Linked DNA regions of Mus musculus: all the other regions are linked to region 2. A link is a loop called in an ENCODE intact Hi-C map of the cell type or tissue named here. Cell type or tissue: heart. All regions are shown on one strand.

The links. Hi-C counts contacts between places; a loop is a spot of excess contacts. Peaks named below come from ENCODE experiments on the same cell type or tissue, not always from the same donor. Only the 100,000 strongest peaks of a DNase experiment are listed, where the experiment ranks them.
Region 1: it touches region 2 in a loop (2.9-fold over the local background); 22 of 42 quality-filtered maps call a loop at or near these places.
Region 3: a loop joins it to region 2, with 11 times the contacts of the local background. A loop is called at or near these places in 9 of 42 quality-filtered maps.
Region 4: it touches region 2 in a loop (4-fold over the local background); 19 of 42 quality-filtered maps call a loop at or near these places.

The regions. Positions count from the first base shown.
Region 1 is chr7:114,495,089-114,503,088 of GRCm38, reverse strand. It overlaps Pde3b (phosphodiesterase 3B, cGMP-inhibited), which reads right to left. Exons shown (of 16, transcript NM_011055.2): 4 at 5,038-5,177. Among named protein-coding and RNA genes, the nearest start is that of Cyp2r1, 64 kb to the left of the region's middle. In heart, CTCF peaks have their summits at 3,579 (motif pointing left) and 6,570 (motif pointing left); no DNase peak of the experiment used is centred here.
Region 2 is chr7:114,272,773-114,280,772 of GRCm38, reverse strand. It overlaps Psma1 (proteasome subunit alpha 1), which reads left to right and starts at 4,657. Exons shown (of 10, transcript NM_011965.2): 1 at 4,657-4,772; 2 at 6,313-6,357; 3 at 6,646-6,747; 4 at 6,858-6,961. The coding sequence starts at 4,770. In heart, a CTCF peak has its summit at 4,091 (motif pointing left); a DNase peak (open chromatin) is centred at 4,632; H3K4me3 peaks cover 2,418 bases; H3K27ac peaks cover 1,790 bases.
Region 3 is chr7:114,631,275-114,639,274 of GRCm38, reverse strand. It overlaps Calca (calcitonin/calcitonin-related polypeptide, alpha), which reads left to right and starts at 2,918. Exons shown (of 5, transcript NM_001033954.3): 1 at 2,918-3,063; 2 at 4,054-4,148; 3 at 4,667-4,807; 4 at 6,676-6,859; 5 at 7,370-7,797. The coding sequence starts at 4,063. The coding sequence ends at 6,835. In heart, a CTCF peak has its summit at 3,557 (motif pointing right); no DNase peak of the experiment used is centred here; H3K4me3 peaks cover 1,315 bases; H3K27me3 peaks cover 3,236 bases.
Region 4 is chr7:114,411,046-114,419,045 of GRCm38, reverse strand. It overlaps Pde3b (phosphodiesterase 3B, cGMP-inhibited), which reads right to left and starts at 3,792. Exons shown (of 16, transcript NM_011055.2): 1 at 2,584-3,792. The coding sequence starts at 3,495. It overlaps 4933406I18Rik (RIKEN cDNA 4933406I18 gene), which reads left to right and starts at 3,885. Exons shown (of 4, transcript NR_029437.1): 1 at 3,885-4,183. In heart, no CTCF peak of the experiment used is centred here; DNase peaks (open chromatin) are centred at 2,845 and 3,855; H3K4me3 peaks cover 3,500 bases; H3K27ac peaks cover 2,312 bases.

The DNA.
Region 1 (8,000 bases), 220 kb before region 2:
GTATAAAGAACACATGGAAATATATTATGGAGAAACTCCAGCTTCTATATACTAGAAAAATTATATTTGGCATTTTAGGTATATGTCTATTTAAAGGAGACACATATCATAAAAACAATTAAATTTTTGGCTAAGTTTCTAAATCTAAAAAATATGAGTCTGTTTCAATATGTTACCTGAATCCAGAGAATCTGTGCACATCAAAAACACTTCTCAAGTGAAGATGAAATTTTATCTAGATCGTATTTTAATTTCTGAGGCAGCACTTAAGATAAAAATGAGTTGAATTTAATATGTCAAACATTTTTTTAAAGATTTATTTATTATTATACATAAGTACACTGTAGCTGTCTTCAGACGCTGCCAGAAGAGGGCATCAGATCTCATTACCAGTGGTTGTGAACCACCATGTGGTTGCTGGGATTTGAACTCAGGACCTTCAGAAGAGCAGTCAGTGCTCCTACCCACTGACCCATCTTGCCAGCCGATGTCAAACATTTTTAACTGAAAATATATTGCCATACTGCAAATGTGAACAGTAAAAACAAAAACTTAAACCCAACTAGGTATTTCCAAGACAATAATTCCTTCCTATGGCAAGGAAACCTGTCTTAGCTCATTTCCCCTTTCTTATTTCACACTGGCCTGTATCATACTTTCCTTAAAAAAAAAAAAAAAAAAAGGAGGAGGGGAGGGGAGGGGAGGGGAGGGGAGGGGAGAGACCTTTAAGAAGGACATAAATAGAGCTGGGCTGGTGGTGCACGCCTTTAATCCCAGCACTTAGGGAACAGAGGCAGGTGGATTTCTGAGTTCAAGGCCAGCATGGTCTACAAAGTGAGTTCCAGGACAGCCAGGACTACACAGAGAAACCCTGTCTCGAAAACCAAAAAAAAAAAAAAAAAAAAAAAAAAAAAAAAAAAAAAAAAATTCCTTAAAGAATTACAGGAAAACACAACCAAACAGGCAAAAGAAACGAACAAAACCATCCAGGATCTAAAACTGGAACTAGAAACAATAAAGAAATCACAAAGGGAGACAACCCTGGAGTTAGAAAACCTAGGAAAGTGATCAGGAGTTATAGATGCAAACATCACCAACAATACAAGAGATAGAAGAGAGAATCTCGGGTGCAGAAGATACCATAGAAAACATTGACACAACAGTCAAAAAATGCAAATAGTAAAAAGCTCCTAACCCAAAACATCCATGAAATCCATGACACAATGAGAAGACCAAACCTAAGGATAATAGGTATAGAAGAGAATGAAGATTCCCAACTTAAAGAGCGAGTAAATATCTTCAACAAAATTATAGAAGAAAACTTCCCTAACCTAAAAAAAGAGATACCTATGAACATACAAGAAGCCTACAGAACTCCAAATAGACTGGACCAGAAAAGAAATTCCTCCTGTCACATAATAATCAAAACAAATGCACTAAACAAAGAAAGAATATTAAAAGCAGTAAGGGAAAAAAGTCAAATAACATATAAAGGCAGAACTATCAGAATTACACCAGACTTCTCACAGAGAGTATGAAAGCTAGAAGATCCTGGGCAGATGTCATATAGACCTAAGAGAACACAAATGCCAGTCCAGGCTACTATACCCAAAAAACTCTCAATAACCATAGATGAAGAAAACAAGATATCCCATGACAAAACCAAATTTACACAATATCTTTCCACAAATCCAGCCCTACAAAGGAAAATAGATGGAAAACACAGACACAAGGGGTGAAACTGCACCCTAGAAAAAGCAAGAAAGTAATCTTTCAACAAACCCACACAAACATAATTCCACCTCTAACAACAAAAATAACAGTAACAATCACTTTTCCTTAATGTCTCTTAATATGAAAATTAATATTACCAACATATCCTAATCAATTGAAATTCAAAAATATGAGGAATTAGAAATTTGTTGGCTATCATCCAGCCTCTCTAATTTGTTAATTGGAGAAACAGATCCAATATTGTACAATCCATATACACTTTCTGCTTGTTTGTACATGTCAGGGTCTTGCTGTGTGCCATATAATGGTCTTGAAAGCATGCTTCTCCTATCTCAGCCTCTTTATTAGTAGGATTGTTTCTTTGATGTTTTTACCCTATACTGTGGTTTTCAGAACAGCTAACATATTTCAAAGTTATTTATACAGCCAAAGAAATATAGACAATTAATTTGGGAGGTGGCTTGTAAGAGAACAATAAAGAGTGAAACTGAATGTTTTGCTTATAATTACTGTACCAATTTTGAAGAAAAGGACCTTATAAGTTACTCTTTTTCTGAGATGAATACTTTTCAAAATCATTCACAGCTAACGAACCAGAATCTTACCCTCACCTAATGTCTGTGCCACCCTCTAAGCAGAAACACTGTTCATTGAAACAGTTGATGAATGACTTTATGGATAGACCATCTTAATACACACACCATTTCTTAAATGAATGTAACCTGTTCCCAGTGGGCTGAGAATGATACAATCACTCAAGTCAAGTAGCTTTGACCATTGCAGGAAATCTGTATCCAAATAATCATGTCTACAATTCATCCCTTGGCGCAGCAGAACTGTCAACTCTTAGCTTAGCTACTATGGAGGTAAAATCCTTTGGTGATGTGAGGGACACTGAAGTACAGCCTTACTACAATGAATTCCAATGTCTAAAAATTATTCTTACTTTGAGTTTGTACCACAGTAAGAGCCAAGATTTTAAAGCTCTACTAAAAATAAAATAAAACAAAACAAACCAACAAACAAAAAAGTAGAGTGTACTTTATATTTCAATTAAATTATGTTCCTGTGTTCTCATCAAAAGCAAAAACTGCCAACGTGTCGAGTATTGAGGAGTTTCACAGTAAGTTCTCCACAATATAATTTTTTTCAGGGAGAAATAACCCTGAAAACCCTCCAGCAAGATTTGTCCTATTTTTAGAGACTTAGAACACTGAATTTCAACATATAGTCTTCAAAGTTGTCAAAGGCTCACACTAGGCAACAAGGAAGGTGGTTTTGTTTTGTTTTGTTGTCAATCTTGCAATATGTTTTATACAAATAAATGTGAATTTAAGCCGGGCGGTGGTGGCACACGCCTTTAATCCCAGCACTTGGGAGGCAGAGGCAGGCAGATTTCTGAGTTTGAGGCCAGCCTGGTCTACAAAGTGAGTTCCAGGACAGCCAGGGCTATACAGAGAAACCCTGTCTCAGAAAAAAAAAAAAAAAAAAGTGAATTTAATGTAGTTAGTGGTATAGGAAATTCAATTAAAATGAATAAAAATTAATTATTCTTGATGATATAAAGCTATAAAATACTTTTAAATAAATTAGAGAAAAAGCTATCATGTTTACATTCAAGGCAAAATTTTTGCAGCTTCTCATTCTTCTGTACTATAAATTATTCATACTTGATTCTACTGTTCTATACATTAAAAGTTTTATGAGAAAGGAATTATTTTGATCAAACACAACAAAATTCAAGTTAACAAACCATAAAAGAATGTGGAAAATATAATTATCTGAGAATATTTCACATATAAATCTTAACAGTTTAACATATGAACAGCTATGTATCAATCCTGCCATCTACTGTCTCAAATGTGTAATTTTACACAGTTCAAACTAAATAAAGTTTAGCTTGACTCCTGCTCAGTTGTAAGATAGTGTGGCCTAACATGGAATTTCCATTCATTACAATTCTACTAACCCAGATAAATGACTGAAAAGAAGGTTCTATCCGTCATTCATGGCTTTCAGAATAAGAACTGAGTCCTCTGTTATTGGGGAAATGTTACTTATTAATATTCATAAATTTTTAGTTCCTGTATTTTCCCAGCCTCACAGTTAAATTAATTGTGATTTCTGATTTAGCAGTTTTCGTTTCAAGCCAGTTCTCAAGGGATTATATAATATGTATGTGGAAACAGGATTTGGAACATTTTTGCCACCTTAAACTAGCAACTATGATGATAAGTCTGAAGAACATAATTTGTCCTTTCCAAGTCAGTAACTGGCATACTACACAATCGATTAGTGACTGCTTCCATAAATTTGAAAGATGCGCCACCATTGACAGTAGAAAGTGTGCCTAGCATGTGGCAGTGCTCTAGGTTGGATCCTCTGCAGTAGAGATCAGAAGGGTCCAGGATGCTAAATTGATTTTAGTTGCCCTAGGCCAGTGGTTCTCAACCTGCGGATCACGACCCTCTAGGAGTCAAATGACCATTTCACAGAGGTCACCTAAGACCATCAGAAAACAGATTTTAACACTATTATTCATAACAGTAGCAAAATTATAGTTATAAAGTAACAACAAAAATAATGTTATGATTGGGGGGTCACAACATGAGGAACTGCATTAAAGGGTCACTGTATTAGGAAAGCTGAGAACTATTGAGAACTGAAGCCAACTCATGGATATGGTTTTTAAAGGCTCCAACATCCTCTCTACCCAGCTGACCTAAGCTTTGATAACTTGTTACCTTCTTTTTAATAGTTTCTTGATTATAACTATTATTGATAAAGTAGGCTACACAGGTTCAACAAAAACAAGATGTAACCCAAAACTGTCTGTCTCTACCATGCATCTGAAAACCCACATAAAAACAGAAAAGGTAGAAACCCCATTCCAAAGAAAACTCCAACCATTTCTGGGATTCCCTGATGTTTCTTTTCTATGGAATAATACTTTGAGCAATACTTCTCTCACGTTAAAACTTGCCCTTCAAGTTATCTATAGTGCCACTCTCTCTTTAGAAGCCTGCATCACCCCTAGAGTTGTATTTCTCTAGCCTTATAGTTAACTTCCAACACTTTATCTCATTCCATTGTTTTCACTGACTGACACGAGAACTAAAACACTAGCTAGAGTCTGAATATAGTCTTTATATTTGGGGCCTTCTCAGACTTTACCACCTTTAAGAATTACTGCCTACACTGTCCTAAACATACTGCAACAGTTCTTTCTTGATTTTAAAACTACTTCAAACCTTGTCCAAAAAGAGGGGATGCTTTACACTGAAAAGGTTCTCAGAGTTTTACCTTGAAACACTGAGTTCTTGGTAAGACCTCTTACCACTGCTGCGATCCCACCTTGAACAGTGCTCATTAGTCAGCAACGATGAGGCTCCAGAGCTCCTCCTCAGCTGTGGAGTTGGGAAACTGGTTCTGCCACTCAATCCCTGTCAAATAATTTTAAAACAGCTAAATTATCATCCTTTAATATGTTGCATATAGTGGCACATCACAAATAATATAATATGTACAGGTAAAACAAACTTCACTTTGAAAATCTTCCAACTTTCTACTTCCACTTCCAATTTCCACATTTGACATTGTTAACTATTTATTCTTAATCAAAAGCTCCTGAACTCTTATGACAAACTACACTTTTTTCATTTTTACATTTTATTCATAGTTTCAAGAGTGAAAAAAATCAGAGCTTAAAAAATGGTCGTGGACAGGAGCCTGATAAAGCTGTCTCCTATGAGGCTCTGCCAGTGCCTGGCAAATACAGACGTGGATGCTCACAGTCATCTATAGGATGGAACACAGGGTCCCCAATGAAGGAGCCAGAGAAAGTACCCAGGAAGCTGAAGGGGTCTGAAGCCCCATAGAAGGAACATCAATATGAACTAACTAGTACCTTCAGAGCTCCTTGCAACTAAACCACCAATCAAAGAAAATACATGGTGGAACTTGTGGCTCTAGCTATATTTGTAGCAGAGGATGACCTAGTGGGTCATCAATGGGAAGAGAGGCCCTTGGTCCTGTGAAGGCTCCATGCCCTATGCCATAGGGGAATGCCAGGACCAGGAATGGGAGTGGGTGGGTTGGGGAGCAGGGGGAAGGGGAGAGGATAGGGGATTTTTGGAGGGGAAACTAGGAAAGGGAATAACATTTGAAATGTAAATAAAGAAAATATCTAATAAAAAAGGAAAAAACGATTTAAACTAAAACAAACAAAAAAAAAAACCAAAAAACAAAAAACAAAAAACCAAACCAAACCAAAAATGGTCCTGGAAGACTGACACTAAAAATTCACTTCAGAGAGCAAGGTAGGGTCCAGGGTAGTTGCCACTTTTTATGTGTTTAGCAAAAGGTAAATAAGTGATCAGTAATGTGGAAAAGCTCCAGGTTCTCAGTTACCTTTAAAATTAATTATCAAATTAAGTGCAGAACATCTTAAACGTTATTTTACTATAACTTTTTGAGTAAATTCTCAATTGACCTAAACATTCAGTTAAAGGGAATACTTTTCTTAAGCTATTATAAATAAATGTGCCCATGACATACATCTAATATAATGTCTGCTTTATACATTTCCCCCACAAAAGATACTACAGCAATATCAGAAAGGTAAATACTGTATTTATGTTTTCACAAGAACACTGATTTTGTAGAAGTTCGCAGTAAGATAGATGTACAAACCTTTGCTTACTTTGACTTAGGTTTAAATAGGCTTTCTTAGTTTGTAACATATGTTTAAAAACAAAACAAAACAAAACAAAACAAAAGAATGTTTCTACTGAATTATCTGTCCCCTGTTGCCTGCCTTTGGATCCCCCTGCTGGGCATACTGGTACCCCTAGGAGACTTCCCCTTCTCTGAGAAGCAGAGGAGTACTGGAGAGATGGACTAGGGGGAGTGGGACTGGGAGGAGGAGGGCTTCGATCAGGATATAAAGTGAATAAATAAATTAATAAAAAGAGAATCATTTGTCTCTATCCCCTTTTCTTTTACTATTTTTTTTCACAAATTCTGAGACTTTTTTCTGATAAATCTTTGTTTATAAGCTTTTCCAAAATCAGAGACAAATTAGATATGAAATTCTAATAAGCAGTTTAAAGAACACAAAGAAAAGGCAAAATTGTTACTTCCTTGTTTTTAAATGAATTACATCAGCAGATTCCAGCACTCTAAATAATGTAATTATCTACAAAGCCTAGGAAATGAGTTATTTAGACATTCTGCTTAATTAATATTGCGTTTAAAATGTTTTTTTAAATATACAAGAAAACTTTTCTACACACTAAGGTAAAGCTCTCAATGGGTCTTTTCTGACTAGAATATTATTGTTTTCTTGTTTAAAGTTTTGGGGCAAAGTCTTAGCATGTAACCCAGTGCTCAGTCCCCACCTCCCCAGTGCTGCAGTTACAGGAGGACGCCGCTACACCCGCTAATGATCACAATTTTCAAGAATTACTCTCTTCAAAAATCACTACCTTAGACTAATAAATGTCAGTGGGAAAGGAAAAGGAAAAAGAAAACTCATGACTAGCTTGAGAATTGGTGCTTGTAATTATGTGGTGTACTAAAAAGTCACATAAATCAATACCAGTGTGAAATGAACTCTAGTGAATATGGGCACTACTTGCTAGATTTTATGAAAGTAGAAGCATCGATTAACTATCTATGACCCAGATGATCAATAGTTTTAAAGTCTGTAACTGTCCTTGCTTTATTTTTCAACATTTATAAACCCAAATATTGAGACCTGACAAAATCAAATTAACTCAAAAATTCCATATTTTCCTTTTCTAGGTTCTGTATAAACTAGCACAATTTTAAAAAATAAGTTATTTGAATTTTATATTTCCTTGGTTAGTTCTAAACAACTGAACTACAGTAATCCTTAAAATATTTTTAGCTTTAAAGCTGTATAATTTTAGATATTGGCGAGGTGTCACAATTCAACAATAGATAACAGCACAATAAACAAGCATAATGTGTACCAAGTTAATATATTCTATATGTATTAATTTCTAAAGTAAATCTTATTTTTAAGTACCAAGACAAAATTAATTCCATATCTAATTATGGAAAAACCTATGTTCCCTGAGCTATAAAAATGCCAGGAAGTAAAGACAATCAGGGTTTTGAATCTGTAAAAATCATTAAGTAATAGTAATACAAATCATTAAGTAATATTATTATAATGGCCATTTGCTCTTGGTTCAACCAATGTAATTACAGGACTCTATAAATGAAAAGAGATTAATGAT
Region 2 (8,000 bases):
AACAAAAAATGGTGAACAGAATGGACAAAACTCTGGGCCTTCACAGAGCCAAAGAGCTAGGGGGGATTTTGCTGATACACTGAAAAATGAGTCTGGGGTTTGGTCAAAGTCCATGGTTACTGAGATCTGAGGCAAAGTATTCCTCTGAGAGTGTTTCTTTGGATCATAATGTGCTATTGAAAAGGACCACATCAGGCAGGCGTGGTGGCGCACACCTTTAATCCCAGCACTCGGGAGGCAGAGGCAGGCGGATTTCTGAGTTCGAGGCCAGCCTGGTCTACAGAGGGAGTTCCAGGACAGCCAGGGCTACACAGAGAAACCCTGTTTCAAAAAAAACAGGACCACATCAAAGGACAAAAATATTCCATACAAAGAAGATGGCCACGGACCTGAAGTCCCTAGCGATGAGCTGATAGCCTGAAGGTACGTTTACCCATGTGTGCAAGGTTACCAGTGTGTTCTCACTGAAGCAAAGGGGGTCTCTGTAAAACCCGAGCGGTAACCAGGGTTAAGTTAACATCACTAGCTCAGGAATCAACCTTTAGTCACAGAACTGAAGCAGCTGACATTAAACCGTCTCCCTTCCTGTTTCACCTTTGAAGACAGCCTAGTTGGCCTGGACAGAGTGCACAGGGGAATACGCAGGTAGGGACATAATCACCCATTTGTTCAAGCTAGGGAAGCCAAGAAGCATCTCCTTTAATATTTTATCACCATGATGAATGTGTTAATTACTGGTCTCACATTAGTAATGGACTAGTTAGCCTCAGTCAATTTGTTGGCTTTTTTTTTTTTTAACTTGATAGACCAAAAATGTCATGAGATTTCTAAGATAGTTCATTCGAAAGCAGGGAAGAAGTCCACACTGGGTTTGTTTCCACCATGCAGAGGGAACAAACTCACTTGTATGTGGCACCAGCTCTGTCTCATTTCTTCAGCATATACAGATCACCACAGACATTTGCAAGTCCTCACGAAAAAAAAAAATTCAACTTTGCTTTTATTTAGAAGTTACTCTTATATGGTTGCCATTGGGCTGGAAAGACAGCTCAGCAGTTAAGAACATTGGCTGCTCTTCCAGAGAACTCAGGCTGTACTCCCAACACCCACATGGCAGCTTATAAACCTCTGTTAACTCCAGTAGAAAGGAAGCTGAAGCCCTCTCTGGCCTTCATCAACACTATATGCATATGGTACACATATGCATACATACATGCAAACGACCCACACATGAAAAATAAATAAAAATAAAATTATTTAAATAAAACTAAAAATCCTGACCTAGCTTACTAACATGGTTTGCTGAGCTGGCATTCCCACAAGATGTCTTTGTTGATCAATTTTTCAGCATCATTAGCCAAATCTTCAAAAACAGGTATAGAAGAACTAAAAATGTAACATGTGCTTTAGGACCTTAAGGAGAAACACAGAGACAGAGAGAGACAGAAAGAGAGTGCCAGAACGGCCTGCCTCTTCTCTTGGCCTGTAAGTGGAGCTTTGTGAATAAAGAAAGAATATCATATTATTTTCTGAGAAGATAGAAATCAAAAGGGCATTTTTAGGAATGATAGGTCCATTTTTAGTAGACTTTTCTTTTTTAAAAAGATTTATTATTTTTTATTTATATGAGTACACTGCAGCTGTCTTCAGACACACCAGAAAAGGGCATCAGATCCCATTACACATGGTTGTGAGCCACCATGTGGTTGTTGGGAATTGAACTCGGGACCTCTGAAAGAGCAGTCAGTGCTCTTAACTGCTGAACCATCTCTCCAGCCCTTCATTAGACTTTTCATTAATTTAATCAAGATTTAGTGAATACCATACGGTATCCCAAGCTCCCCAAGCTTTCTGCCAGATATGATGAATGCTTCAGTAAAAAATTTTAAAGTGAGCCAGTTGTGGTGGTACATACTTTTAGTCCTAGCACTCTGGAGACAGCTGGATTTCTAAGTTGGATGCTAGCCCAATCTATGCAGTAAGTACCAGACCAGACAAAGCTAAATAGTAGGATATTGTCTCAAAAGAAGATTTTAAGTTAAAACTTCCGATCTTCCCCTGCATAGTAGTGCACCCCTTTGTGCATACCATTAATCCCAGCACTCAGGAGGCAGAGGCAGGTAGATCTCTAAGTTTGAAGCCAGCCTGGTCTACAGAGCAAATTCCAGGACTGACAGGATTACACAGAGAAAAAATAAAACCAAAAATCCAAAAAAACTCACAAAACCAAAATTCCTATCCTTGACTGTTTATATGGTTTCCTGTTGTACATTTACAATAAACACAGACATACACACCAGCTTTTATGTGAGCCAGAATGAGGATTTTCTTTTCTTTGTTTCTAGAAAGATCTTTCCTTCGTAGGACCACAGTGGCATCATTATCATAACTACAAGCTAATGAGAAAACAACAAAAGCAAAATCAAGGGCAAATCATTAAGTAACTTCCTTAATCATTGGAGGAACAGTGAAGAAACACAAAAATATTATTACTAGTAATGAAAAGACAAAGCACACTCAAATTAGAGGATTTTTTTTTCTTTTTCTGCTCATCAGTTTGACAAGTTAGAAGGAATACACAATACCCATGGTGCTGCTGAAAGTATATACAAAGTGGCCTGTCAGTCACCACTGAATATAAGTTGATATTCCATCTTATAACTAACATATATTTATTGTAATTATAACTATCTTCCCTTTGACCTCACATGTTATAAATTCATCAAACACACAAAAGGTGTACACTAGAATAGTCATATTACTTTAATAACAGCAAAAACCTGCTAAGATCTCACCGATACTAGATTATTATATTTCCACATGATAGACTTCCATGCAACTACTAAAATTAATATAGGTCATTACCTACAGGCATGGTAAATTGGCTAAAACTTTTTAAGTGTATTAGTAAGAGACAGTTTAGTATAATCTTATCTTAAAACATGTATTTGTGTGAGGCACATGACTATAGAAAAGAATTGTGAAGATTTTTATAACATCTTCTAAAAGAAATCTCAAAAGTAGATGGGCTAATTTGGGTGCTTTAAACTATTTTATGTCTATGAGTATTTTCTCTGTATAGAAGTACAACATGTATCAAAAGATGGCCTAGTCGGCCATCACTGGAAAGAGAGGCCCATTGGACACGCAAACTTTATATGCCCCAGTACAGGGGAACGCCAGGGCCAAAAAGTGGGAGTGGGTGAGTAGGGGAGTGGGGGGGGGGGGGAGGGTATGGGGGCCTTTTGGGATAGCATTGGAAATGTAAATGAGGAAAATACCTAATAAAAAATATTTAAAAAAAAAAAAAGAAGTACAACATGTATGCACAAGCGTCACGGTAGCCGGAAGAGGTCCGATTCCCTAGAGTTGCAGAAGGTTGTAGACAGCACTCTGCAGTTCCACAACCATTTTTAAATGAGCATTTAATTTTCCCATTCATTCCAAATCCATTGTTCATTCAGCAATACAAATTATGTACCTAATATGTGCTAGGCACCGTGCTGGTGCTGCGAAAACAAAACAGCACTATCTATCAATTTAAAGTCAGAAATTTTTAAAAATAACAAGAGCCAGTGTTGGTGAATTTAAAGAACAAAGCAATCTAATTAACTGTTGAGAGCATATAAACGAGGGAGGGAGGGTGCAAACCCAGAGAGAGATGAGAAAAAGAAAAGCAAAAAGCATGATGGTTCAGAGGATTGCTATATTAGCTGCCAAGCTGTGAACCTGAGTTCAATCCCAGAATCCACGTGGCGCAAGGAGAGAACCACCAACTTCAAGTTGTCTTCAGACTCCCAAAAAAGGGTATGCAGGGACACAGACACACACACAAAACAAATGTAAAAACAAAAAATGTACATATATATACAGACATGAAAATATTTAGAATGTGATACTAATTACTGTGAACATAGACATTTAAATGATGTGTTACTCCGCCATCAAAGTTCAGATCCTTAAAGATCCTTACCTGACTCTGGGTACACGTTATTCAACAGAATTAGCAGTCTTGATTTCATTTGGGGATTAAACCAAAACATACTCTTTTAAAACTCGTAAGAAAACTCGCACCTTCCCCCTAGTGGCCTAATCTACCAGATACGGTATTTGGTTGTGGACAGCAGAAGATCAAGTGCCAGGACAGAAACCAGGTCCTACAATAGCAACTAATGATCATAAGTATCACGATCATGCGAGACCATGGAGCCTTTAAGGATGGGCTCTCCAAGTACTCAAGCATCTCAGGCCAGGAATATGAACACACACACACACACACACACACACACACACACTTGTTTTTTTTTTTTTTTTTTCTGCAGCCTCTTTCAGACACGCTGTTTCCCAAACCTCTCTGTGCACTGTGACAGATCTATGAGGGACCACCGCACCATCCCGAGCTAGGTGGCGACGTTCAACTGAGAGGACCGAGAGTTGGCGGGAATCTGCAATCCACTTGGGGATTAAAAAAAAAAAAAGCAAGGAAACTCTGGGCGTGACGTGAAGCCACGCCCCCCGCTTTCTCTGCGCATTGGCTTTCCCACCCCGGAGCTTCCTGCCAATCCCACGTTCTCAGCTTTCGCAGGCCCCGCCCACTTAAGGCTGGAGGGCGGGGCAGCGTTAGACGCCGATCCGTGGCTCTGGGATAGATTGCACTTCCTGCGTCGCCGCCGTCAAGACTCCGCAGGCTTCTTTGACGATCACCGAACCGTAGTTGGGGCCGTGTTCCTGTGTCCGCTGCTGGGTCAGGTTGTCGCTGCGCCGGAGCTATGGTGTGTTGAGCCCCGAGTCCTCGAAGGGTTTGGGGCTGAGGTACACTGACGTGGTCGGGGATCGGCCTCTGTTCCCTGGGGCGTGGGGCGGTGGGAGAGGGAGCTTACCTCACGGACAGTCTCCTACAGTGATTCAGCATCTGCGGCCTGGCCGGCGGGAAACGATCAGTAACCTGGGCGGCCTTTCGCTCAGCTTCTCCACCTTACGTGGGGTCCAGGCGCTCTCCCTCGCCCAGCCAGAGGCCCTCCCCTCTCAATTTACTTAGGTGGCCGATTTCAAGATGCCCTATGGTCCTTTGTCATCTGCATAGGAGGAAGGCTATAGGAATGGAGGGGTGCACCTGGCATCGCCTGCGCAGACCTGAGCCTGCAGTCAGGTCTTTAGACCAAATTCATCTTCCTTGTGGGTCTGTCTTAATCTGTCTCATTAGAATGCCGTCGGGAAAGACTCCATACAGTCACTTTGTTCTAAAAGGGGAAGTAATGGATTCAGGTTTACAGCACAGGGCCCTGAGCTGCTTCTGTGGAGTCTGCCATGCGAACTCTTGCCTTTTTTGCCATTATGAGTATTCTCCTAAGAGCCGATACACTTGCTTTAGTAATGACATTATGGCTGTAGTGGGTCTGCCACGGTAGCAATTTGTGCCCACCTCTTTACTGAGGATTTGTGTATATGTTAATTCATCCAGTGACAGGGTGCAGGTAGAGAGCTCAAAGTTAAACCAAACATAACTTTATTCATACTATAAAGATAAAAAAGGTATGTTGGAAGGTGTTATGGTACACGAGTTTAATCCCAGCACTTAGGAAGCAGAGAGGCAGAATTCTGTGAGTTTGAGGCAAGCCTAAGTCAAAGTTCCAGGACATCCATAGTGTAGAGACCGACACCAAAAAAAAAAAAAAAAAAAAAAAAAAGGAAGGAAGAAAAGAAGAAAAAAATATGTATAGTTGGTCATGATAGCAGACACCTGTAATCTGAGCACTTGGTAGGTTGAGACAGGACTTCAAGATCATTTTCCCAGGTATATAGGAAAAAGCCAGACTGGGCTTCATGAAACCTGTATCTCAAAGCTCTGCTGGAATATTGTGCTGAGAATTTTCAGAGAAAAGAAGAAACCTTCAAGCTCTGTTGGAATATTGTGCTGAGAATTTTCGGAGAAAAGAAGAAACCTTCAAAGATAGACATTTGAGTCAATGTACAGAAAAGGCCTTTGCCAGATTATTAGAGCCCTGTGTAGAGAACAGTATGAGCAAAGTGGAGGGAAAGTTGGTGTGTGCATTCTTTAGCACTTGACTACCCAAGGGGAGTGCTGTGGAGAATGGCAGGATATAGAGTTAGGGAGAACCTAGTCCATTCATCCCAACAGCTCCAGCATGGTTAAGGGACCTTGTTAAGGTAGAATTGCATTGCAAACTGAGTGCTGTAATAATGTCTCAAGAAAGCTGCACTAGGAGAGAGGCTGTAACAATTGAAACACATGTCTTAATGTTAAAATTTGAACTTTGTAATGTTCTCATTTAATCTTTCTTCCACTTTCAGTTTCGAAACCAGTATGACAATGATGTCACTGTTTGGAGCCCTCAGGTAAAAAATGTTTTATGCCATATCAATGAAGTGACTTTTCATGGCTGAAGTAGGTTCAGGGACCTATGAGATTGTAAACTGGGCTTGGTGGTACACATCTTAATCTTCATTGGTCTGCCGTTGGCTGAAGCCATAGGATCATGGAGTCAGTGGGCAATTTGAGCAGCTTAGTAGAACTCCTTAAAAGAAAAGGAAACAAAGCTTGTGAGATTATAGGCTGTGACCTTCAAGTTAGAATTAAAATTCGTTTATTGGTTTTAAAACGTGAAAAAAAATGTTTGTCTTTAGGGCAGGATTCATCAAATTGAATATGCAATGGAAGCTGTTAAGCAAGGTTCAGCAACAGTTGGTCTAAAATCAAAAACGCACGCAGTGCTGGTTGCACTGAAGGTGAGTGAAATATAACCCTGTCTTCTTCCTCAGGAACAGAACTATCAAATGTAGATTCCACTGATAAACAGTGAACCTCTGAACTAAAATACCATATTGTGTCTATTTAGAGAGCACAGTCAGAGCTTGCCGCTCACCAGAAGAAAATTCTCCATGTTGACAACCATATTGGTATCTCAATTGCGGGTCTAACTGCTGATGCCAGACTGTTATGGTATGTATGATGATGAAAAATGAAACATCCATTTTGATTCTTAATAGACTATTTTTCTAAAAAAAGAAATACCTAAATAAGATATAGGAAGTCATCTCCCAGAATATTGTAATTTTTAATTGTTTATTTTATTTGTGTGCATGTTTTGCCTGTCTGTATGTCTGTGCACTAGAGTGTGCCTGGTTTCCTCAGAAGCCAGAAGAAGACATTAGATTCCCCCAGTATTGGGGTAACAGAAGATTGTGAGGTTCTATGTGGATACTGGAATTGAAACTGGGTTCTCTGGAAGAACAGCTAAGCTATCTATCTCTCCAGTCCCCAGAATATTAAAATTTGTACTATTGTAAATACCTTAGTGGGTTTGAGTATGAAACTAAGTATTTCTATTTCTTAATTTTTATAGTGCTATTAAAATGATTTTGAAAGTCCCTTAAAGTGATACTTGCTGACATGTATATTGTCTCAAGCCCTTCATGCCTAAGAGCTGGGCACTCTTCTGTTGAAGGATGACCTAAACCATTCTAGTTTTCTTCATAATGTCAATATTTAGTATATATAAGCCGGGTAGTGGTGGCTCACGCCTTTAATTCCAACACTTGGGAAGCAGAGGCAGGTGGATTTCTGAGTTTGAGGCCAGCCTGGTCTACAGAGTGAATTCCAGGACAGCCAGGGCTACACAGAGAAACCCTGCCTCGAAAAACAAAAACAAAAACAAAAAAATATTTAGTATACATTTGTGTTCATAAAGTTCAGGAGCATATAATTGTATGCAGTTATAGATCTTGTCTGCAGAGAGCTTAAACCATATTTTATTTGTAAAACAAGGTGGGAAACAGAGCAACAGGTACATTTCCGTAGCTGTCTGAGGAGGCAGGTACTTCCTGTTGGGAAATAGCACATGAGTGAAGTGACAGGACTTTGGGGTCACACTAGTTAACTTCTCACTCATCGCTTAGTATCTGAGACTGAGCTAGTCCCCTGACATGTAAACCACTTAACACAGCTTTCAGAAAGAGGGACAGGACTGAAAGTGGCCAGT
Region 3 (8,000 bases), 360 kb before region 2:
AAAAAATCCCAAAGATCTGCCCAGGCAGAGGTCTAACCACCCCAACTCTCTGTAAACGCAGGTTGCTGGAAGCAGGACAGTTTTTAATTTCGAGCCAGGAAGACTCTTACTTCATTGTCTTGTTTCTGGAAACATTATCAAGGAAATGGGAAAACTGAGGCAGAAGACTTTCTGCTCCTAAATTTGGAAGGGTGGGAGGAGGTGGTTTAACTGAGCCCTACAGTTTGGGAGCTATTTGGAGGCACTGAGCACTAAATTTGAAAGTTGATTTGCATTTGTTTGACATTGGCTGATAGCCTACTGGGGTGCAGGGTAAGGTTGTAGTTGTTAAAGAAAGGAACTACACCCTCCCCAACCCCTGAGCCGTGCTTCTGGGCACTTCCTACAAAATCAAAGAAAAACCTGCATTTCTCTTCCTAGAGACCCACTCTTCCAACCCTTTCAATTATTCAACTTCTGCAGATGACAGAGGTGCCCTCTGGATGTGATGGCTTACAGCTACAGGTTTCATGGTGTGGAATCAGGGTTGGCTCAGAGGTCTGAAGGAACACTCCACAGCCTAGGAGCAGAGCTCAAACCCACCCAGTGACACTGCCAGAAAACCAGTGCTCAACACTGCACGGGTTAAAGCCAGGAGTTTTTTCCTTAGGAAATGCTTATAGGAATCCATTTGTTTAAAAAATGATTTCTGGATCCCATATATTAGACATCTTTGCAGTTGAAAGAAGAAACAAATTCCCCAGGTGCACTTGGCACCTGAGCACACACAAAAAGCAGATTTTGTGCATCAGTCCCAAGTGGCAATGACCCAGTGGCTCACCACTGTCATCTCAGCCCTCGCCAACTTGTCTCCAACTTGTCTCATAATTGCTCACGAAAATTTAGTCCAGGTCTCAGAACTAAACTGCTGGAAGCCCAGGAAGGCCACTTCTGGGTGTCTGCCTCCAGGGATTCCTGTGCCTGGGAATCCTAAATCCAGTGGCGATAAAATTCTTCCAGCTCTGGTTTCCAGCCTGGCACTGCCTGGCCAAGCCCATTCTCCCAGCCCTGGATGGGTCTTGTTGCTGCTCTGAGAGCAGACCCTGTGGAGAGGGATTCCTGGCACTCCTTTCCTCACATTTTTATACCTTAAAACTTCTGAGATGCCCCAGAAGTTAAGCTGGAAAGTCATTGATGGCATCCTAGAAGTTAAGTGTTCCATCATTCTGCTTTGAGGGACACATCTGGGATGTTGGTAGGACCGACAACTCGGGTTCCATGGCTCATGCCATTCAAGTCTTCTTGGAAGCTAATTTCTGCTCTGTTTAGAGAAATATGAAGCTTGCTTGGGTGTCCCCCCCCCCATGGTCCCCAGATTCTCCAATGTGTTCAACACACTGGCTAGGTCTGGACTGGCTGCTGCATGTAGCACCGCACACTCAGACCTCACCAACTGCAGAAACATGAAGCTTCTTTGTCCCCAGACAGCAAATGCCCCAGTTAGGACCTCCACCCTTGTCGGTGTTCCTGGAGCTCACTGCTCAGACAAAATGAGTGTCCAAATCAGGGGAGTGGTTGTGAGAGGGATCAAGTCAAACTAATCTGATGTGAGATGGAGATCCAAGAGCAAACATCCTGTGGGAATGTGGCATGGACTGCAGGAGGGACGTGAAGGCAGGCTTCAGACAATTTGAGAACCACTAAGGATGCTTCTGTGGGCCACAGAGACTGCTGAGTGGCTGTGCTTTCTGGAGAGGATGCCTTTTTGGAAAGAGCGGAGAGTCTCTGTGCCAGGAGAAGTGTGACTGGGAGCAAGTGTGAGGTTTAGGATGGGCAGCATCTCCGCAGCACTGTCAAGCCTGCCTGCTCTTTAGCTCTTCAGCTCAGGGATCTAAGGGTGGGGGTGAGAGGGCCTCCCACTCCACCCCCGGATCAAATACAACTGGAACATCTTGGCAAACAGCAGCAGGAAGCAAAAGGACAGCTGTGCAAATCCTTAGGCAGGCAGGCAGCCTAATGAGAAGTGATAGATAGCCAGGCAGGAGGAGAAAAAGATCTACAATGGAGACTTTGGAGGCATCTGGTTCTTCTTTGTACTTTCCCCACTACCCCTTCGTACCCCCTACCCCAAGCAGGACCCAGCTAAATACAACCCCTTCTCACACATGTGAGTGTGTTATCCAGCGCATTAGGAATGCCAAGCTGAATACAGATGATTCACACTGGAGAAAGAGAGATTTTATAGCCCAGAAAACACCAAGGTTTCTTTCTACAAGCAGGCCCTTCAAAGGGGGACTATGATACCCACTGAAAAGTTTAATATGTTGAGGTTTCATGCAGGCTTTGGGGGTCTTTTGGGGGGTGTCAGATTTTTGAGGATTTTTTTTTTCATTTTTCATTTTACCTGTGGCCACATAACCCCAAATGAGGCAGCTGCCACAAGCCTCGGGTCTAACTGAGTCCTTGTGTGCAGTACCAACACCTCTGACTATCTGCCTAAACCTGTGTGCCACGCTGCCAGAACTAGCCTTGCAGATCAAGAATTCATCCCTCAGGTGCACTAAACTATTCTAGATTAGGCACGGACTTAGGTGGGGGTGGGGGTACGATTAGAATCAGACATGCAGCAAGGAGTGCTTGAGATACTGGACTCTACTCTCCAAGATTCTGAGATTGGAGTCAGGAATATTCAAAGTCAAGAAGGAAAGAAGAGATGAAATTTATCTTGATGTCAAAAGGCCCTCCAAATTCCCGCTAATTTTAAGGGTGGCTCTCACTGATCCGTATCATCTCCCCCACTTCCACCAATGACCTCAATTTAAATTCAAATGGTGTCATCTTGCTAGATGCTCTGAGTTCTGGAAGCACAGAGGTGACGCAATCTGTCTGGGGCATGGGGCCCTTCCACCTATTGGCTGCCTGGAGCCCCGAGACCCCTCCCGACTCACCACGGCGGGAATAAGAGCAGCTGCAGGCGCTGGGAGGCACAGGAGCCACTGCCAGGATCAAGAGTCACCGCTTCGCAAGCACTGCCTGGCTCCATCAGGATCCCCGCAGGCTCAGCTCCAAGGCACCGCTCACCAGGTGAGCCCTAAAATTCCTGTTCAGGTGTGTAGTTCTACTTTTCTCTTCCTCTCCCTCTTCTCTCCCGCTCTCGCTGTTAGTCCTTGGTTTGTCTTTCCTGACAATCCCAGTCCCCGTTAGTCATTAGTCCTAGCGTGGTTCGTGTTAGATCCCGATCCAGATAGGTCCCTACAGAACTGGTCCGCAGAGCCTTCCTTCAGTTTCGCTGGAGCGCAGGCTCCAGTCTCACGTTTCTCTCTCTCTGTACACCTGATCCACCAATCTTGGGACGCTGAGCTCCTAGGCTTCACGCGCGCAGTCGGGCGTAGCTCTTCTTAGATGGTGCTTTCAGTATTCTCGTTTCCTGAGAAATTGGTCCTGAGTCCGAGCCTAGGGCCAATATGTAGCGAACAAGAGTCAGTTGCCGCAATTGCAAACCCCGATTTGGGACCCTGGGATTAACAGAGAAGTGTTTTCCACCTCAACTTTAGATTGGTTCTTGTAGGCAACTGAGTTGCCAGAGGGTGGAGCAGCTGAGCAGTGCAGCCGTCAGTTTCTCAGATTTCAAGGCAGAAAGATTCCCTCTCCATAGACTTTCTTTCTCACATTCTTAGGTGTCTGTAAAAAAACTCACAAAGAGAAGACAACTCTACACTTCCCTGTGGAGACAGATGTAGAGACAGGAGACACCTGGGATTCGTAGAATCCTTGAGACTGATCTCACCACCACCACTCCTTTACCACCACCACCACCACCACCACCACCACCCCCGACCCCCCGCACCCTCCCCCTCCTCCATCTTTAGGGCTAAGATTCTTTCCAAACCGTATAGGCTACATGCACACTGGACAATGAGGGAACAAAGATGATGAGAAATGTGGTTATCAGTATGAAGCCAAAATGTCGGGGAGTCACAGGCATAAGCACACAGAAAGCCAGGTCCATGGGCTTATAGAACCTTGAACTGATATAAATAAACAAATGAATAAATAGACATTCTTCTCTTGCAGGAAGGCATCATGGGCTTCCTGAAGTTCTCCCCTTTCCTGGTTGTCAGCATCTTGCTCCTGTACCAGGCATGCAGCCTCCAGGCAGTGCCTTTGAGGTACGTGTAAAGACAGGAGTCCTAGTGTCCTGGGACTGGCCAACTTCCTGTTAACCACAGAGTACCGAATGTTTAAAACCCAACTATCTGGTGGAAAAATATATACATGTACATAGACACACATGTAAGTTCACTATAAGCTTAAATTTCAAGTAGCCCTTTAACTAACAAAATGCTTTCACCACTTCCCCCCCATATTTAGTATCAAGAGTTAAACCTTTTTGTTCAATTCATTCCTTATGAGACATGAATTTTACTCTAATCTGCTAACTTGCCAATAAATATTACTGACTCTAATTTATAATCTGTTAATCTATTTCTCATCTACTTTACAAACTGTATTTATTAAAATGAGCCCCCAATTCAGATTCAACAGTAATTATTTTGTCATTCAATTTGCCTGCACTTATCATTTAACTTGCAAAATTCCTAAACTTATGAGGACGCTGACTCAAGCCTCTAGTGTAAGCGGCAGGCAGGGAATCAGAGACGGTGCTAGACTTGCTTCCTCTCCACAGGTCAATCTTGGAAAGCAGCCCAGGCATGGCCACTCTCAGTGAAGAAGAAGTTCGCCTGCTGGCTGCACTGGTGCAGGACTATATGCAGATGAAAGCCAGGGAGCTGGAGCAGGAGGAAGAGCAGGAGGCTGAGGGCTCTAGGTAAGGCCCCTTACCCTGCCTAGCCCATCCACAGGAAGGCGGAATCCAGAAGGTAGGAGAGAGCGCACTGTCCGCCTGGCTGCTGTTTAGCAGGACACGAGGCTCAGCTACTCTCAGGCTGAAAGAAGACAGAAGTCATCGGGTGAGACTGTAGTTAAATCACACTTAAAAAAATTTATTTCTGAAAGCACTTAAGAGAAGGCTAGGAATAACTGTAGAAATCAGTCTGCTAACATTGGGGAGACTTCCTGCAATAGTATGAGCGAAGACTGGTAAAGCCTAAAGTCTGCAGAGATGGCATTGTGGCCACAGGGCCAAGGAGAGCACCCCTCCCTATCCTTGCCTGCCTGTGTGCCCCCAGCTTAGAAACAGACCAACCCTGGTCTGGCTCCTGCATTACCCAAGGAAAAGCATGTGTTACCCTACAACCATCCCGAGAAACACCCTGCCAAGCATGAAAGATTAAAGAGCACATGGAATGTCAGAAAAGTCACCCTTCTCCTCTGCCCTTCCCCACATTCTTCTGGCCTACCACACCCCAAGCCTTCCCGATAGTGTATGTGTGAACCAACCTCCTACCAGCCCCGTCCCAGCTTCTAATCCTGTGACTGATTTAACCTGCAGACTGCCCACAGGGTCAGCCCTGGTGCATGGCACTGCCTCGCATGTCTTTTCCCTGCAGCTTGGACAGCCCCAGATCTAAGCGGTGTGGGAATCTGAGTACCTGCATGCTGGGCACGTACACACAAGACCTCAACAAGTTTCACACCTTCCCCCAAACTTCAATTGGGGTTGAAGCACCTGGCAAGAAAAGGGATGTGGCCAAGGACTTGGAGACAAACCACCAATCCCATTTTGGCAACTAAGCTCCTTCTCTCCTTTCTAGTTTCCTTCTTGCTTTCTTCCTATAACTTGATGCATGTAGTTCCTCTCTGGTTGCTCTCCAGGCTATTACTGGTTGCTTTCCTGAGGCAAAGAATGGTATCTGAAATCCCCAGTGGGTGAGGAGAAAGTCCCACAGGCTAAAAGAGAATCACCCAGGAAGATGGCAGAGAGCAAGGGCACACTCAGGAAGATGGCAGAGAGCAAGGGCAGTCATCTGGCTTCCTAGTAGAGCTTCTAGTCTTGCTTCTGGAAGTGTTGGTTGTTTGGGAAATAAAACTATTTTTTAAAAAGATTTGAACCATGGTGGTCATTGATCTAGCCCACATCTCAGACTTCATGGAGTTCAGGACCTGTGGTTAGAAGTAGTTTTTAGCCCTAAGGTTAATCAGTCGTAGTTTGGTGAGCGATGGCCATGACTCAGCTCAAGCAGTAAGAAGAGCGGCGACAAGGAACAGGTAAACACTGCTGGGACTGGATGCTCCAAACTCTGTCTTCCTTCAGGTAAGACTGGGGTGCTTTCACTTTACTAAGAAGGGCCACTTGTGTCTGACTGGGACAAGAGTCCTTGTGAATGGGCTCGGAGGTGGCATCAAAGTTTACTCTAGACTTATAAAGCCTTGCTTATTTGTATTTATATGGGCATGGTTGGCAGTTACAGCCCTGTGTTCCGTGGCCAGTAAACCCAAACCCATTTGGGTTTTTGAATACCGCTGGGAATGTCTAAGGAAAGTGATCACAGCATTTCCCCTAATGGCCTTGTGATTGTCTGTTCTGATAACCATGTTTGGGAGAAACACTTAAAGCTAATTGGTGCTTCTGAGAGCAGCAATATTCCCATCATAGTCCCATGAGGCAGACACCTCCCCAGCCTCAATGACAGCCTCTCTCTCTCTCTCTCTCTCTCTCTCTCTCTCTCTCTCTCTCTCTCTCTCTCTCTCTCTCTCTCCCCCATCCCCCTCCCACTGCCCCATCCTGAATATCAGTGTCACTGCTCAGAAGAGATCCTGCAACACTGCCACCTGTGTGACCCATCGGCTGGCAGGTCTGCTGAGCAGATCAGGAGGTGTGGTGAAGGACAACTTTGTTCCCACCAATGTGGGCTCTGAAGCCTTCGGCCGCCGCCGCAGGGACCTTCAGGCCTGAACAGATAACAGCCCCAGAATGAAGGTGACTTCCTTGTACAACTGGTAGGAAAATGAATGTCCACATATCTCAGGGATAGAAGACATACTCTGAAGGTCACTTGGCCTATGAATCAGATCCCATCTTACAGTTTTTTTTTAAACCTTCCCCTAGCCTTTCCTTCTCCCTGCCTGCCTACCCTGCCTTTCTGCTCTCTTCTGTGATGCTGTGCTCTAGGGCCAAGAGATACAGAACCCATATATTCATCACTCTAATTGTGACCATTCTACCATATGGGTTTGAAAGCCAATGACATTATCCTAGTAGTATACACTACAATGTAAGAGAAGCCATAAGTTTAAGGACTGAATTGGTTCACTACTGGATATATAACCATTGGATGGTCATTTAACTCTCACTGAGTCTCAATTTTTCCACTTTATAAACTAGGGACATCAACAGAACCTATCTCTTAATATTAACAGAAAACTAAATGGAATAATGTCAAGAGCTTGACAATTAATACCTAAACTTTGTTCTTTTTTTTTCTCCTAGGTTACACAATAAAGATAAACTCTAATTCTATTCATGTATAATTAAAGTTATGTATAAGAAAGGCTGATGAAAGACACATATATTTGCATCCTTCTTAGTATTGAAAAACCCTTCTCCCTTTGACAGGAGCTAAAGCTAAGTGCAGAATAAGTTGCCTATTGTGCATCGTGTTGTATGTGACTCTGTATCCAATAAACATGACAGCATGGTTCTGGCTTATCTGGTAGCAAATATGGTCCCCATAAACCATCCTGTTGATGTTGATGACTCTGCTAAACCTCAAGGGGATATGAAACACTGCCTCTTGCTCTTCTGGGGACACATGGTAATGTTGTGACTCAATGGAACCATATGCTTAAAGAACTCTTAATATTGTCACTTGTGAATGTAATCAAAATTAAAAACAAATGTATTTTCAATATCCTCAAGTGGAGTCTTTGCTGTTACTTATACTGTGTTTCACAAGAGAGCTTTTGGGGGTCTGTGAGCACTTTGCTGAAGCAAAGGCATTGCTGTCTTAGAAGCTGAGTCTCTGGTTAACCTCGTCCATTTATTAAAATGCTGTGTGTGTCAAAGAAGACAATGCACATTTATTTCCAGAGAGTGACCCGGTTGCCAACCATAGAGGGTA
Region 4 (8,000 bases), 140 kb before region 2:
ATTAAAATAAAACTTTTTAAAATTATTCATTTGTGAATCCATATACCTTTATTTCTATACTATGGGAAGCATAAAATTGCTGAATGAAATTAATTTAGAATCAGTAGGTATTATAGAATTCAACTACAGGTACACAGACACAGAGGTCACTGATATGTCCAAAGTTAAACAGGTAGGCCAAGAGCTGATCCTTTAACCGCTCTGCCTCTGAACCCAGACCATTTTCTCTTATGTCAAGTTTCACCTAAAGTCTTGTCACTTTCTGAAACAAGAAAAATGTTTTTACAATTATCATATACAACACTTCAACAATTAGAAAGCCATTTAATCTTCTATTTCCATAAAAGTACTGATTTCTTAACTTTCTAACATAATACATATCCTTTCTAACATAATACAAATCCTCTATGTTATGTTTATGCATAAACAAAAAATTCTTGTACTATAATCTTTGCTGGGTTAAAAATATCTTTATCTAGAAATGCCCAAATGGTATCATTTCAGAGCACTGACCAGTATAAACAACCATGTGCACACCTCTGAACTATTAGCACATTCTTTAAGATGCTCAAATGTTTCTAACTGAAGAGTAGAATCTGAGTAAGGGTCTTCTACTCTAAGAAAATATGCTGTCTTTACAAACATAAATTGTATTTTCTTCCAATACAAATAATAACTGACATTACCTGGAAATAATACTGCCCTGAAGGCTAGGCAAAAACTGCTTCAACAGCAAGAAAACCACACTAGGAAAAGAAGACTACAATTTTTCAATTTACAATAGAACAGACCTAACTGTTCATAACTAACCAATAGACTGCAACCAAAATATTTTAAACTATACTATTTCCCTGAAAGCCCTCAACAAAATAGCAAAATTATGCTAAAGGACTCTTCCAATGTTAAAAGTGCAATCTAGTCACATAAAAGTCAAATTTATTCCAATCTATGAAAATAGCTGATACCAGCTGATAGCCAATTTTCTATCAACAAGTTTTTACTTGATAAACATTTTCTAAATATTACCCCTTATTGCTTGTAGTAAACTGAGAAAACAAAAGGTATAACTGGTTTGTTTATTTTTCCTAGCATCTAGCCAAAAAATAACAGAGCCTAAGAGTGGCCTATAAAGCAAAGCAAAGTGGTACATTCAGGACTAGGAGACAGGAAGACCCCTCAGGGGAAGACCCCTCAGGTCAAGACCCACCCAAGATAGTCAGACAAGAATATACAGCAAGACACTGTCTCAAAACAGAAAAGGAAACAGCAGGAAAATGTTGCTTGTGCTATATACAGATCCGTGTTTAGTAGGCCATAAAAATCAATGTAGCGACTCACAGATTATTTTGAAGGGAACACAAGAGATGAGAGACCAGTGCCTCAAAAGTGTTAAGGACAAGAAACTTTTGTTTCCTGTCTTCTGGGTCACAGTATGAAAAAATATCTCTAATCAGCAAAATCTTACTCCTAAGGATATACAGTCCTCCATAAAGTTCCTACAGTTACCCTCTAAGTTGCAGAGAACACACCTCTGAGAACTGACAAATCTAATCAGACCCTAACACTAACACTTTTTTAGCCCTAGTTCTTCTGTCTGCCTGAACACATGTCTGTCTAATCCAATGTTAATGTTACCCAACCAAACACAGTTCTTGGAAAGATCTGACACAATAAATGTAAAGGGTTTGCCCTCGGTAAATGCTCAATAGAGCAGCTATACTTAAAGGATCTCTTGGTAGTATAGACCAGGTGGATCTCCCAACGCAATACAAATACAAGTTCATCCCCTCGTGATGATTTCAAATGCCTTTAAAAACAAAATATGAAAGCCTATGGGGGTTGGGGGAGGAAATGTTTTGGCCATCTTTCCACACATTACTAAGTTTAAAGGTTAAATTGCTAAAACTTTCTCCTAATTATGCAAGAAATACAAAGCCCAAATAACAAAGCCCATGAGTTAGTCTGTAGTCTGTAAAAAACAGTTTTAATTGTATTAGTATAGACTGCTGTCTATTAATCTAAACCAAGTCTAAATTCCAAGGCTCATTTCTGTTCTTTGAACTATGAAAACACTCATTTGTCCTCCCACATCACCACTTGCAATGAGCCCGAACTGTCAAAAAAAAATCTGCATACACACTTTTATTCTAAAGGCAGCTTGTCAACTCCGGGCAAGCATCCTCATGTTAATAGCAAACGGATAAACTGTACCCAAATGCTATATGTAGGAGCTTAGTGTGTCCAAAGTGGAAGCAGTGAAATCTACTAAACCTCAAGTCGGTCACCTCATTCTTGAAAACTCTCCTCCTATGTAGAAGCTAAGTCAGAGAGTGAATGATTTCATTCTCACTCACTGGGAAAAAGCCACTCACTGGCTTCTGCGTTTTTTGACGAGCCCCTCATACTGGGGCAGCCTTTCCAGCGCAGACCACAGGTTGCTGCCCCTTGCTTTCCTCTGAGCGAGCCCACGCGCTTTCGCAGCTGCGCTCCTGCGCCGGGGACACGCAAGCGGTCCACCCGCGCTCCGCTTTCTCCTCCACCCCGCGCTCCTCTTCCCAGACCATGCCCGCCCAAGAACCCTACCTGTTCTCGGGAAATACAAGGCAACGACGGTCTCCTGAACATCTTGCCACTGCCATAGTAACCGGCTGCGCTTTCTCCCAGCGACACGCAGCTGGACCTCCTCCGGGGTCTGATCACAGGCACTTTTTCCTCCGCGGTACTCGCCGAGCGCGGCGGAGGGGAGGCTCCCCGGACGTGAAAGAAGTGGTCCAAGCCCAGGGCTAGCAGGCATCCCGCGCCCCCGACCAGGCACGACAGCAGAGGCCTGAGCGCGGGCGGCAGAGCCCCGAGGCCGGAGAAGGACACCCACCACACCAGGCCGGCGAAGAGCAGCACCAGGACGCCGTGCCGCAGCCTCACGCGGGGCGCGAGCGTCAGCAGCCCCACGCAGCTCAGCACCAGGCAGAGCCGGCCCGCCGCCGCCGGCTCCCCACGCAGCCACGACCACCACTGCCACGCCGCGAAGTCGCCCAGGTAGCAGCAGGCGGGCAGCGCCAGCAGCCACCAGGAGCCGGCGCCGCGGCCCGGGCCGCGCTGCGCGCGCGTCAGGAAACAGGTGAGGAAGAAGAAGGCACAGGCGATGCTGAAGAGCGGGCTGAGGCTGAGCGAGCAGGCGCTCAGCAGCGTCCGGAGCCCGGCTGCCGCGGCCGCCCAGCGCTCGGGCCTCGCGCCCAGCAGCGCGGCCAGGACAAAGGCGGCCAGGACGCCGAGCGAGAGGCGTGCCCCGGCGCGGAGCGAGGCCGCCGGCGGCTCCACGTTGCAGAAGCGGCAGAGGTGGAAGAAGAAGCTGCGCGGAGGGTCCTGCCGCAGCGGGCTCACGCAGCTCTTCACGTAGCCGTTGCGCAGGCTCTCGGGGGGCGAGGCGGCCGAGGCTGGCGGCGGCGGCGGGGACCTCATGGCTGGCGCGTCCCGCTCGCGCTCGTCTTTCCTCATGGCCCCGGGCCGCCGGGGGGCCGCTGGCGCTTGCCGACCCCGCGCCGCCCTCCGCGTTCTGGGCGCCCCGAGCTTCGCAGAGCGGTCACGGCTGCGCCCGCCGCCGCCACCGGCCGGGATCCCCGGCGCGCGGGCTGAGGGGCGGCGGCGTCCGCCTCATGCCGGCCACTGAGAGCGGCGAGAAGGGCTTCTTGGTGTCCCGGGACCGCCGCGGACGCCTCTTCCCTTTTCCCTCAAGCGCGGCTCGGGACGGGAGACGGCGGCGTCGCCTCCCAGCTCCCGCGCGCTGCAACAGTTACCTCACGGCCGCAGCCTGGTCCGTTGGGCGCGCGATCGGGCGCTCCTCCCCCGCGGCTGCCCCTGCCGGGCGCGCGCCCCGCCGGCGGCCCCGCGCGCTCCCGTAGCTCGGCCGGTCGCCACTGGGGCGGCCGCGGCCCGCGTCAGGATGCGCATCCGGGACCCCGCGGGGGAGCGCGCGCCCACGGCCCGGCTGGTCGCTCCAGTGAGACAGCCGTCGCGTCAGGCTGCCAGACTTGGACCCCTCGGGGAGCGCGCGCGGGCCACCGAGAGCTCCACTGCTGAAGTCGGAACCCCTACCCCCCGGACTGCCACAGAGCGGCGAGCTCTTTGGCAGATGGGAGGGACTGATCACAGTCCTGAGACGCCCCGAAGCACAGTCCCCTTTGAGGTAAGTCACATACAAGACCCACTCAGGTCACTGCGAGGTCTTGGGGAGACATGGACCCCAAGGGCAGTGCCTAGTGAGGTGAGAGCTCATGGTGTGCCCTCAGACTGTGAATGGAGACATGAAGCTGGAGGCTCAGCCAACACTGAGGCCAGACCAGAATGAAGAAACTCAACACTGTCAGTCACATCTGGCTTCCAGGGCAAGGGAGATTTGGGGCCCAGCAGCAGGCCTTGAATCCCTTCAGGGGCTCAAGGGAGGAGGACCCCTGGAGAGTGCACTCTGATAGCGAGCACGTCTTGCTGAAGAACCCTTTTCAGTGAGGCTAAGAACTAATATCCAGTCCTGTGATTAGCATCCTTGCCAGACATGCACTGTTTCACATAGACCTGCTGTCCCAAAGGTTCTTTCCAAGTGAGAGACTTGTTCTGTGCAACGGTGTGTTTTGTGGGGTGTGTTCTTTGGGGAAAGGAGGGAAGGGAGTCCCACAGTCCTAATACCACTATCAACTTGAATGGGGTTGGCCTTGAAAGAAGCCAATTATGTTTTCTGTGAAAGACCTGTGAAACTGGTACACTAGGAAAGACAAAAGTAGAAGTGATATTAGCAAAGACAGACGTAAAGGTTGGAGAAAAGAACTTTGCTGAATGAAAGGGATTGCCCTGGAATCCAACCAGTCATAACTGCCTTAGAAAGTGTAAACTGTTTCCCTCCACTGAAACTCCCTTCAACCTCATGACAGGCCTGCTTTTCTTAAAAAGCTAATTCCACATTTTTCCAGGGAGATGAGAAACCTTACTGTGTGGTAAATCCCACAAACAGACCTATTTTTCACCAATTAATCTAAGCCCATAGCCATGACCTAAAGCAGACCATTTTCATATATAGTCATAATTCACACACATAATAGAAATCACTGAAGAATTAACACAAGAATTTGACAAATGTGGGAAAAGACCAGAATTTCCTTGGCTTTTTTATGTGTTAGATAAAGAAAAAATATTTAATGGAGTGTTCAAATGGTTACCCAAATGTCCTAAATGATAAAAATTCACTGAATCTTTTTTTCCACTAGACATGAAAAGAGGAAACTCATTTTAGCTAAACTCAACAAGTATCTTTTAAATCCTGTACATAAAATCATCACAGACCACACACCCCCCAAACACACACACAGAATCAATTGAAGACTAAATAGGAAACTTGACCTACATATTTTGAGTTCATATAGAAGGGCATGACAAAACAAGCATCACCATTACTAAAATACCATTTTAGGTCATTGTTTTAAAATAAAAACTTATAAAACAAGTTAAAGTTATTGTATTGTTATTTTTAAATCTGAGCTTGTCATCTGAGATAAAATAGACATGTTAATGAAAAGATTAGTGGGCTAGACTATTAGTGGTTTTAAAAAGCTACAGTGTCTGTATGCCAAAACCATAGAGGTATCTTTAGGATTCATTTTTCAAATTGATACAAGCAACTTTTGAATTATTTGTGCACCCCCACAAAGTAACCAAAATTTCATTGTTCATAAATGAAGAGGACTGTACAAAGGATTATTGCCTGGAAAATAGAATTCAAAGCCACTTTTATAAATCTGCTTTGCTTAGCAGTTCTTTAAACATCTTTTAGCTGTTGTCAAGATTTTTGTAGGTCTAAAAGTCTGACTTTCTCAAAAGCCCATAGACAGAACACATCCCTCTGTACACCAACCCAGGGCCTGAGGATTCTGAAATAAAATGTAAGGATTGTGACAAGACAATCAGAAGTTTACTTAACAAAAAGAATGAGCTAGCTATGTTTATAATAACTCCCTTCTCTATTTATAGTCTCTGTCAAAGATTACTAGGCTGCATTTCTTAGAGGGCAAATTAATTATTCTTCTACCAAACTTAAACAACTAATAGATTTCCTTAGTTCTCATCTTCAAGTTCAAGAACATATGACTGTTATATGTTGTGACAGAGACCTAATATATACACTTAACTTCTCTTAGCACTCTATCCCAGCCTTATTTTACCCAAGTTGGCCTTGATTCTTGTCTCTATCTTCCCTTTTAAGTTTAATCAATGGCATGGAATCCTGGTGCTTACTGCTCATTCTGAAGCAATGCATCCCCCTACCATATTATATTTTTTTAATAACGGGGTCTTTGTCAAGTTCCAAATACCCAGAGTTGCCACTTGTAGTTTAATCAAAGGGTAAGAATTCTGTTCTGTATCCCTTAAGGGAGAACCTATACGAATAAGCCACTAATATTTCCATTAAGTCTGGAGGAACCCGTCCTGCTCTTTTCATTCTCAGGGCCTAAAACTTACCCTAAAAACTAATTAAGTGCCTAAGAACACTTTTATCATTGACAGATGTTATCTCACTACAAGCCATTGTTTCCCTTATAGCACCATTTAAAATATCCCAGCACTAGGGTCTATCCAACTGTTAAAATACCTTCTGCATCTGAACTCTCTGGTGCTAGTCATTGATGCATCAAAAATGGTTCTTAGTAAAGCCAAAAGACAAAGAGATCTCATGCTTAGTCTCAACCATTTTCCCTCTCATCATACCTTCTAGTAACTCATTCCCCACCCTTTTGACTTGTATTTTCAACTGTTTGGGGGAGGTAGGATTTTTTTCCTAACTCTTAAATCCAGAAGTAAAGAAAATCCATTTCTAGAGCAATATTCTCAGAAATTTCTTTCAAAAATCACATTGTTTTCAACGAATCTTGGCTGCTGAACCTATGCTTCCTTACAATTATGGAACCTTGTAAGTAGAAGAAAATAGGACATAAAACTAAGCAAGGCATGGGACTCTCATCTTTATTCTCAAACAGAAGACAACTGAGAATCTGACAGCTAAGAGAAGTCAGGCATGGTGGTACATGAAAGTTATCCTAGCATTCAGGAGGCTGAGGCAAGAGTTCTAGGGCAACCTAGGCTATATGGGAAGACCCTAATGCAAAACACCAAAAGAAGGGAAAGGAAGGAGGAAAGTGGGAGGAATGGGAAAACAGGAGAGAAGGAGAGAAGGAGAGAAGAAATTATGAAATGTTTAAGAGGCCTTGCAAAGAGAATATTTGAAAATCATAGTTGAAAGTGATAACATACAGTAGGAACAGTATTAAAAACCCGACACAATTGCTGATGCCAAGAAGTGCTTACTGGCAAAGTCTCCCCCCAAAAGCTCCCAGGGACTAAACTACCAACCAAAGAGTATATATGAAGGATCCATGGCTCCAGCTGTTATTAGACGCGTTCTCACGACCGGCCAGGAAAGACGCAACAGACCAGAATCTTCTGCGGCAAAACTTTATTGCTTACATCTTCAGGAGCAGGAGTGTAAGAAGCAAGAGAGCAAGAAGCAAGAGAGCAAGAAGCAAGAGAGGGAGAAAACGAAACCCCGTCCCTTTTTAAGGAGAATTCTCCTTCGCCTCGGACGTGTCACTCCTTGATTGGCTGCAGCCCATCGGCCGAGTTGACGTCACGGGGAAGGCAGAGCACAAGTAGTCATAAGATACCCTTGGCACATGCGCAGATTATTTGTTTACCACTTAGAACACAGCTGTCGGCGCCATCTTGTAACGGCGAATGTGGGGGCGGCTCCCAACATCTCCCCCTTTCCTTTTAATAAGAGCAAATAGGCCACCCATATTAATGAGAGTGGAGATAGAGGTCAAATCCCCAGTGTGTAGGTAAAGGAGCCATGTACAGGATTAGCTCTTAGGCTCACAGGCTTTTACCCAGAGCAACCCTGACCTGCTCCCGTGTCGTTTTGCCTGGGGGAAGGGAACTAGGACACTGAACCTTCATGAAAG